Regions from separate parts of the Homo sapiens genome. Here region 1 is linked to region 2. Evidence: chromatin contacts called from ENCODE Hi-C data. All regions are on one chromosome and are shown on one strand. The core of a region is the stretch at or near the end of the contact, and the rest is flanking DNA. Distances in the headings are between cores, read along the strand shown.

Region 1 (5,314 bases), core at 1,986-4,485, 100 kb after region 2:
TCCAGAACAATCACAAATATCCAAATTATCCATCTTCGATTTAAAGGTATCTTATTTCTCTGAATGAATATTAAGGCTTGGAAGAAAACACCTATTTTATAGCTAAATCAAGAAAGACCTCATGTATTAATAGTTCCATGACCAACCATTAGAAAGAAGGGACAATATTATTTTAAAGGATCTTGGCAGAATTTCTTATAAGAACAGAACTGTCTTTTGTTAAGCAAAAAATGAGCCATTTAGGTAGAACAATGGTGGTAGTCTAGAAGAAAATAGTAGAAGAATGAGAAGAATAAATGCCTTCTTATGACTTTAAAAAATGAGAATTGGGACATGCACAGGAAGCTGAGAAGTGAATGGCCTCAGAAGGAAGGAGAAAAGATCTAAGGAAATACAGACAGCAAGGGAACCTAGCACCCTGGAAGGAAGTCTTTTCCATAAAGAAATTTTCCCCTTGGCAGGTAACCAACAGCAACCCAGGTGGAGGGGGCAGAGAAGGAGCCAGTGATGCTGCCCAAACCTGGGACTTATTCCCTCCACTGGGAGGTCAGTACAAGCCAAGTTCCTGGTGGGGTCACACTGAGAACATTTGGCAGGTTGTGCCTCTATGACGTGACGTGATCAGTCCGGAGTGACGCTGATGGCTCATCATGGATCTGATCGGCACCAGGTTCTTGTCTGTACCAAGTTGGTGAAGCCCTTCCAAGCCCAGGTGGGCTCCCTGTACATTGTCCTCGGGGGGCTCCAGGACCAGCAGCACGGAGGCTCCATGATAAAGGCATTGGTGCTGAACTGTGTGGAAGGGATGGATCTGCCCTTGTGAGAACAAGCCAAGCGGGAGCAGAGGCAGTACCAGCGTGTGAGGGACGGCGGCCAGTACGACGTGCAGCCCAGTAACACCCCCTACCTGCTTCTGAGGCCAAAGCCTCCCAAGCTACGGGAGCGCCCCAGAGCATAAGCGCTTCCCCAGCGACTGCCTTGTCTGGACCCTGAAAGCAGAGGGGCAGGCGGTTAATCCAGCCCCTTCCCCTAATTTGGGATTGACTCAGAAATGAAAACTCAGAAAACAGGCCCCAAATCCAACACTCCATACCCCCACCCCACCCCCACCCCCTACCACACCAGGGGCTGCAAGTGGCCGAGCTCCAGGCTGCTGAGGCTGTGCCTTGTGTGGGGTCATGGAGGGTTTCAGAAGGCCCTGGTGAATAAAGCCCCAGAGGGCATGACCTTGAAAAAAAGAAAGAAATTTTCAGTGCTAGCTATGGCTATGAGACTGTAAAACAGGGATGGCTAAAATTCAATTTTGAATTATCTGCTGTGCTATAAGGTGCCGTGACCCCCCAACCCTCCACTATTGCCAACCTTCAGTAAAAGCAAGGCTCATGCAGCCATATGTGAGTGGTTCTTGGAAAAGAACCAAAGACAGCTGCTGTTTATGTTGAGCTGATATAGGCAGAAGAAAGAGACAACTGCAAAAGAGGAAATGTGTGGTTAGCAGAAGCAGAAAACTGGAGCAACATATGACTGAGAGATATGGACACTCCTCAAGAATCCTCAGATATGGATGGAAAGGGTGGTGAGAAGCTTATAGGTAGAAGCTCAAGCCAGTTCATTTGACAATTAAAAGAAAATGTAAATACATAATGAAGGATGCCTCCCCAAGGCTGGAAGTTGGAAATAACCAAGAAATGAACACCTGGAGGGCAGTTAGAGGGTGACGTAGACCACCATGTTCTGTAATCCCATGCTGTTAATTTTGAAAAAGACCCAAGAGATCATCCAGAATGGCAGTTTTAAATCTCGTCCACAAAGCTCTGGGTTTCTCATACGTGACTCAAGGGCTTCCAGACAGCCCCTCGGTTTGGGTCTGTCTTATTCCCTTCACACTGTCATAACAAAACACCATAGATTGGGTGGCTTATAAACAACAGACACTTATTTCTCATAGTTCTGGAGGTTGGGAAGTCAAAGATCAAGGCACCAATAGATTTGCTGTTGGGTGAGGGCCCACTTTCTGGTTCATAGATGGCACCTTCTTGCTGTGTCTTGACATGATAGCAAGGGATCTCTCTGAGCCCTCTTTTATAAGGCAACAATCCCATGCATGACATGCTCTCATGACCTAATCACCTCCCAAAGGCCCCACCTCCTACTACCACATTGGTAATTAGGTTTTAACACAGGAATTTTGGGTAAACACAAACATTCAGACCATATCGGGCACCTAATCCAATCCTCGCTTCATCCAGAAGAGTTGAATCTATATTACATCTTAAGATTCCACATCAGATGTTATTTTTAAAAAATATTTTTGCTGCTACAAAGAAGAAAGAAGCAATGATATCATCTAATCTCCTCACAATACAGAAAGGCAAAGTTGAAGAATGCTAAGTAAGTTGCAACAATCACACAGCAGAGTTGATAATAAAAGCCCGTTCTGATTTTCACTCTGCTCATTCCTCCTTCTCAGCTTCGAGACTGACAAAGGTACCAACAGAAAACAGATGTACACTCACAGTTAGATTGGCTCCTGCAGTATTACGGGTTCTCATCAAACAGAAGTCACCATTGTCCAGATATCAGGAGTCTTCTCACTGCCATAACCAGGTAGTAGAAAAAGGCTTATAGGCCAGAGGAAACTCCTGCCCTCTTTCTGCCTGCTGCAAATATCTATTCTAATACAGGTTCAAGGCTCTGAAGAAAGCTTGAGGCTGACAGAAAAGTCCCCAACATTTTCTTAATCTATCCTCCTGACAAGGGCTCCAAGGATGTCTTGTTTCCGCTGCAGGAGACGGTCTGAACTGCCTTCCCTTACATTCCCGCAATTTGTATCTAACAGAGTCAACCACCATCTCTCTACCAAATTTGTACCTCCTAAGCCAAAAATTAAATTTTAGGAAAGTTCCAGGCATAATGGAAAGAAGACTGGATTGAGAACCAAAAGACCTGGGTCAACAGGACAGTTCTGCCAATTCGCTGTGTGACCGGAAGTTAAGTTGATTAACTGTGGGTTTCAGTTTCTTCATCTGTAAAATGGTTACAATAATACTTACCTCACAGTGTTATTGTATGAGGAGCAAATGAAGTAAGCCACTTAAAACAACTAACCCAGGACATGTGAGTCATTCCATAAACATTGGTTGATTTTTTTTTTTTCACATTTTAGTTCAACCTCACAAAGAAGTACTACAGTACTTGCTTGGCAGTCTATCATTGGTACTCAGCTAAAGCGAGGAGACTGGCAGCAGCCAAAAGGGCTGTGAAGAGGGATTTCTTGTCTGTGACTGAATTCTGGATGTGTTTCCTAAGATGCTGATGTGTCCACACTAAAAGGCAAAGATGTTTGCCAGTGTCCCTCCAGAATATACAATCTGAAGAAAAAAGGCAGAGTTGTTATGTGGTCAGAGTTGACTGTCCGCCCAGACCACTCTTCCTCTGCTGGTCTCTTGTGGTCCAGGGAAAATGTTGGCATCACAGAAAATATGTCATTCTGTTGGTTAAAGCTTGGAGAGTGAGTCAGCCATATAGTGCCTCATGAAGCAGGTGAATCCAACCACCTCTAAAGGAAATTAAGCTCTCTTCCTTCCCACAAGATATTTTAGAACAGTAGACCATCAATTTCACATGGCAGCAGCAAATCCATACTCTCACCTTCCCCTTTTGCCAGGAACCATTATAGGGCTCTTCCTCAACTGCATATGCCCAATCAGGCCACTTACCTAATTCACATAACTGATGCAATCCCTAGCAATGAAAAAACTGCCCCATCTCCCTTGTGATGCATGCCCAGTTGTCCAGTTGTCTAGTTTATAGCTATTCTATAACCTTACACACAGTCCTCTATCCTGTCCTCAGCTGACAGCCATCCTTTCTCATCACAAACTCTACTCTGAATAAACCAAAGGTTTGATTTTCATATTTTGGGTTTTTTTTTTTATTACTGTTTCATCCAACTTGAAACCATAAAAGCAAACTTAATGTATAAGAACAAGCTCAGGGAAAAAGAAATTTGCACATAAGTTGAAACACACTTATTATATCAATCAGCAACTGTCACAATAATGCTGAGTAACTAGCCAACCTAGAACTCAGTGACTACACCATAAGGCTCTGTGATATGGTTTGGATCTGTGTCCCCATCCAAATCTCATGTTCAATTGTAATCCCCAATGTTAGAGGTGGGGCCTGGTGTGAGGCAATTAGATCAGTTTCTAATAGTTTAGCACCATCCTCCTAGTGCTGTTCTCATTATAGAGTTCTCATAAGATCTGGTTGCTTAAAAGTGTACAGGCTGGGCCCGGTGGCTCATGCCTGTAATCCCAGCACTTTGAGAGGCCGAGGCGGGTGAATCACAAGGTCAGGAGATCCAGACCATCCTAGCGAACACGGTGAAACCCCGTCTCTACTAAAAATACAAAAAATTAGCTGGGTGTGGTGGCACACGCCTGTAGTCCCAGCTACTTGGGAGGCTGAGGCAGGAGAATCGCTTGAACCCGGGAAGCGGAGGTTGTAGTGAGCTGAGATTGCACCACTGCACTCCAGCCTGGGCAACATAGCAAGGCTCCATCTCAAAAAAAAAAAAAAAGTATGTAGCACCTCCCACCTCTCTCTCTCTTCTGCCCTGGCCATGTGAAGATGTGCCTGCCTCCCCTTCATCTTCTGCCATGATTGTAAGTTTCCTGAGGACTCCCCAGCCATGCCTCCTGTACAGCCTATGGAACCATGACCCAATAAAACCTCTTTTCTTTATAAATTACCCAGTCTCAGGTATTTCTTTATAGCAGTGTGAGAAAAGACTAATACACTCTTCCTTAGGCTGCAAGTCAGCTGAAATAACTCTATTCCACAGTGGTCATTCTGGGCCCTTTGCTAGAGAGACAGCTGCTGGTATCAAGAGAAGAAGTTGAAGGCTTCCAGAAGTTCATGTGGACACATGCAAAGCATCTTAAGGCCTGGAATCAGAACTCACACACTGTCACTTCCTATGTATTCCATTAACCAAAGCAAATCACAATGCCAAGTCCACATTAGTAGAGTGGGGAAATATACTCCTCTCATGGAGGTAGTGGGGATAAAGAAAGTAAATATTTGCCAAACAATGATCTAATCTACAACACCTATGTACACATCAGCTAGTTACTCCTTACACACTAAACATTTCCCTGCAACTCAATATTTATGTCTTTCTTGCCAGATATTGCCAGAGTTAGAAGTTAGATAATACAATACCTCTATGGATAGGGAAGTTGTCTCTATAACAAAACTTTCATGAGGTCTACCCATCATTGCCTACTCAGCATTAGGTAAGAGAAAT
Region 2 (5,033 bases), core at 1,780-4,279:
TTGAGTTTTGGTCACTGGCAGGCCAAAGAGTTCTAAACAATGCATTCTATGTAAATACAATGCTCCTTTTGGCACCAAGATAATGCCTTTCACACTGAAAATAGGCACCTCTCTGAGGATCAGTTTCAAGGCTTCTAGGCTTCTAAAACTCAACTCACTTGCTAATCCCACTCTCCATGCTCTGCCTAGTCTTCTCTTTGCTCCAACTTTATCAAACATTTCCCTAGTCAACAGCTAAATAGCATGGCACCAAACCTTGCAACAAAGTTTTTTCTTTGTCTCTTTATGACTTCCCCATATGAATATTTCCACCATTTCCAGAGATATCCACAAGTATATCTGTAAACACTCCTTGAAAACTCATTGAGCATCTTATCCTATAAAGTTCCTTGAGGCCTTCTGGGTTAAGAGAAGTACTAATAAAAGTCATGGCTTTCCTATGTCATTGGTTCCAATTTGACTCAAGCCAGATGCTACCTAAAACTGAAGCTATGATGACTTTTGGATGACTTTCTGTTGTGAGTGTGAAATAAGTCACGGTTTAGGGACTATGCCTAGCAGGTACACACTCATGCAACAGAAGTCAGTATTAAGCCTCTCAGCTGATAGGGAATGGGCTGAGTTCAGAAATAATTTTCTTATTATTTCCTTATATTTTCTATAAAGAAGATATGTCTAATGGAAGAAGGGATGGACAGAGAGAGGAAGGAATGCAGGGAGGGAGGCAGGGAGGGAAAGAAAGGGAGGGAAGGAGGGAGAGAGCAAGGAAGGAAGGAAGGAAGGTTGGTTCTTCATTTTGGATCCTGAAAAAAAGAAAACATCCTTATAGATATGGAACATTTTCAAGGATAATAAAAAGTCCACATTTTAAGATGGATGCTAGAAAGATTAAATTCACCAAAAATAGAAAAGCAAACATACTATATAGAATGATGTCATATAACACACCTACCTTCTATATTGAAACAAGTAATTAGTCAAGAACATGCCACAGAGAAAGAAATTCATATAGAGCTGTCACGTTTTATAACCTATGTTCTAGAAGACAATAGTTTTCCCAAGTCTAATGTGACAACACATGTCTGTTTTATACAACATCCATTTCCCAGACATGCTCCTTGGACCTAATGAAAAACAGCGTGTGCCACATGTCTGGGTTCACCACAGCAGGCTGCATCGTTGAGAAGGCTTCTTCCATTACAAGCCTGTCTTTAAAATATGGTTTCTAAGTCCTCTGGGCTAATTAAGCACAGCTGGGTGTACATCAGCCCCAGTCAAGTGTGACGATTAGGCTGGCGAGAAAAAATCAATTATCATTAATCACTAAGTCCGTATAGTGACTTCTAGAGGTGCTAAATGGGTTGAGCAGGGCGATGGTGATTCTTCTCATGGAGCGACCAAATGTTTGAAGTGAGAGAGAATGAATCTTCAAATGAATCACCTGGATGGGAACATCAGAGGCCCATGTGTTTACAGAATAAGAAACACTGATTGTAATGAGAATAAAGTGCATATAATTTTTCATGCATTGCACTATCATCTCCAATTCTGGCTCACTTTGGGGAGCAAGAAGAGATGCATATAACCATTGCTACCACTTGTTATCACCTGAATGGTGTCTCTGTTGAAGTTTGTTTAAAATCTCTCTTTTAGAGTGAATATATATTCACTTGTAAAGTGTTTTCATTGAGCAGGTTTTTTTTCCTTTTATTGGACTATTCCCTACAGCCTTATGATGCATTGAGAGTTTGTGCCTTTTCTGAGCATAGTATTTACCGAAGCACTTGCGTACGCCAATTTTGTTTCATTTATCAAGACCTCCTCTCCTTTTTAAGAAAATGGTACAAAGGTTTGAGATCTCCATGTGAAGGACAATTAACATGGACATTATATTGCTTTGTATAATGTTTCATTTTGTGTTTGTTTTCCCCATTTTTAATTTTCCTTTGCTTGGAAATATTTTGTCGTGCTCACAATAAGAATGGCTTATCAAATAAAGTGGCCCAGTCTCTCATTTCATCAGTGGACATTAGTTTAGAAGCTGTTTTTCTGGGGCCCTATGCTAGAGAATGCTAGCCAAGATGTGCCTGTTTCCCAAAAGTGAAGCAATCCCTAGTGTTCTTTCTCATCCAAAATGAGTATGGAGATTAATTTAGGCAACCACAAGCTACACATTGCCTCTCTCACACTCCAGCTGAAGACAAGTGACAGTGTAGGGAATTCATTTGCAGGCCAGTTTGAAATGCAAAAGGTACAGTAACAGGACAAGAGCCTTAAGCAGGTGAAGCAATTTTCACTTTTCCCTCCTGAAACTTCAACTTAAACATTATGTTCACTGTAACCTCACCGTGTGAATTGCCTGTCTTTGGCCTTGGGATGCTCTTTAAGGATTCTTTGCTGGAGAACCAGCCTGGGGAAAGGTAGGCTATAAACTCCACCTCCATCACCAACCTTCTGCACCTACTTATTTTCAACCACAGTGCATGATCACTCTCCTCAATAAACTTTGGAACCACTTGAAAGGAAAAACAAACAAACAAAAAACCCTACCATCTAAGGTCAAATTTCCTTCTCTTCTTTCAAAGTCAGGACATATGGAGAAAATGAAAGACATGTCCCATTACAGCTCCATTCCCTTTTATCCTCCTAGAAACAGCAAGTTTAGAGATCAGGAGCACAACGGGGAAGAGAGTTTAAAGGAACAGGCTGAGAGAGGAAGAGAAGCAGTCATGCCAAGAAGAGATAGAGAAAAGGGGGAGAGATGGAAGGCACAGGGGAGGCTAGAAGGCAGACATACAAGGGAAGACCTGGACAGAACTGTAAAGGAAGCTGAGATGGTCTGTAGTTCTCCATTCTTCTGTATATTCTTCCTGTCACTCTTAGCAAGATTCAGCTCCCAGCAATCTCCTCTTACCCACCCATTCCCATTGTCTGGAACAATGCCCTTTGCTACCAATGATCCCATCCACATCAGAACATTATACACTTCCTCATCCACTCACTAGACTGGATTGTTACGCTCTGTCTGGCCCTTCTGTGTCCCGTAGCCTCCAGCATGGCAAGGACCCAGCATGTACTTAATAGATAGTTACAGAATGAAAACATAACTAGACAATGAGGACTGGTGGATGACTACGTAGCTTTGGAATTTGAGGATTTCTTTACCTCATGACCCAAATGACTAATTTTCGTGGAAGAAATCACAGGCATTTGGCAGGCCTCAGAGTAGACATCATGGTTGCTCGGGCTTTGGGAGGATCTTCAATTTACACCAAGGCAATGACCTACTCACCAGCCCTAGAGGGAAGAGGGGAAGGCAACAAAAGCTTGACTTGCACAATAATAGGTGGTAATTCTCGGCTAGAGCTCACAAACACAAACACATGCATATGCACACACATTTACAGACACACACTCCCTCCAGTTCTCCCCTATCACAATGGACTGATGTCAGAAATTGTAAAACCATGTTACTGAAGATTTTGAATACCCTGGTATGGCTATCACCTTAAGCCCTCAATCATTTATACCATAGTGTGAATGTATGGTTCTGGACCTGTTCTCATAGAGACTAGAAAGAGAGAATGGCCAGTACTATCAATCTAACTGGGAGACCTAGATAAGAGTTTAGGACTCAGATAAGAAAAGAAAAGCGTTCAGATGCCCTTCAGGCAAGTGGACTAGGTATGTTCCTCTAGACAGAAACTTTTGGCTGGTTAAAGCAGACACTCACCCAAAATCTGTGAGGCTGATACTCACTCAATCACTTAGAATGGCTGTCTTCAATTCAGCCTTGTGAACAAGATGCCGTTGTGTTTCTGACAATATAGGTGACCCACATAAGAGGGCAGCTGTGGCAAAGAGCTGCCTCACCATCTGAACCCATGTTCTCTAGCAGCAGATTTTGCCAAAAGCTCATGTCCTGAAGCCTAGGCCTGGCACAGTTTAAGCAGACCCTGAGTGGAAGGAAGTGTAGGCAGGAAGTGAGCAAAAGTGGGAGAGAGTGATTGTGCTTCTCAGCCAGACTGATTTTCCTGAACAATACATCACTGAGATCCAAGCATTCAACAGAGGGAAAACACAGACAGAAAAAGAGCCAGACACACACACACACACACACACACACACACACACACACACACACACACACACCAGCAGCAGCAGCAGCACAAACCCAGAGAATAGGAACACCTCAGAAATCAAAATAACTGTTAAGTGAGGACAGATAGCCAGTAAAAAAAAATCCCCTGCAGCCTGAGACAGGAACACAAAGCCTTCTGGAGATGTGCCACAAATGACAAGATTCTGACCCCTCCTTGCTTGTGGAAGAGTCTATTGACCAGCATTGGAGAGAGAGGCCAGCACGGCTGGGACATCCAGTCCAGGTGCTTTTTCAGAAAAATCCACTCCCTCGGTGCCTTCTTTGGCATGAGTGCTGCAGGGAGCTGGCCCCTGAGCTAGATGCGCAGACAGTTAGACAAGTGTGGCAGAATTTTAGAACAGAGCCCTTCATATCACACTTGTCAATAAGGGGTTCATATGATAAGATAACAAAGCTAGTAGGAGACACAACCTCCCATGAGCAGAACTTACAATGGCAATACAGGAGAACCTGTTCCACCAGTCTTGAAGCCAGCCACCCACTTAGAAAAGATAAAGAGGAAGAGATAGTAGTCAGAGAGGATCAGTGAAGGATATCTTTGGAAGAAAGTTACACCCTACAGTGAATGCTCATCATAAGGGGAATCCCATTATACAACTCAGAGGCACCTTTCCAGTTGTATTCTATGCGTTCTGTGTTCTGGAGCTCCAAAGGCTGTTAGATACATAGAATGAAACATGAATGCTGCCCCTAGAAACATACAAAGCTACAGCCCGGTCCCACCACACCACTGTCCTTTAGGGAAAGGGGCAGGGAATGCTGCCCTCTCTCCATACATCTCGTAGGGAATCTGCACATGTTCACCCAGAGAGCTTTGAAATGATTTGCTACTGGGAGATGAAAAGACCTGCTGTCTGACTCATACCTGAGA

What was found. A loop is a pair of places that touch in the nucleus more often than their neighbours do. Pooled maps may share reads with other maps.
Region 1: a map of PC-3 shows a loop between it and region 2 (4-fold over the local background). The contact joins two enhancer-like sites. A Hi-C loop is called at or near these places in 6 of 168 maps with a recorded cell type or tissue (PC-3, endothelial cell of umbilical vein, esophagus muscularis mucosa and 3 more) and 4 of 50 pooled maps.

What each region holds. Positions count from the first base shown.
Region 1 is chr9:81,487,801-81,493,114 of GRCh38, forward strand. It overlaps the pseudogene LOC101060099. Among named protein-coding and RNA genes, the nearest start is that of TLE1, 200 kb to the right of the region's middle. Within about 2 kb of position 3,236, at least 2 of the 41 ENCODE cell types and tissues checked have a DNase peak (open chromatin) inside an H3K27ac peak, as active enhancers do; they include PC-3, where a contact is called at or near this core.
Region 2 is chr9:81,386,627-81,391,659 of GRCh38, forward strand. No RefSeq gene overlaps it. Among named protein-coding and RNA genes, the nearest start is that of TLE1, 300 kb to the right of the region's middle. RefSeq lists an enhancer at 2,758-3,331. Within about 2 kb of position 3,030, at least 6 of the 41 ENCODE cell types and tissues checked have a DNase peak (open chromatin) inside an H3K27ac peak, as active enhancers do; they include PC-3, where a contact is called at or near this core.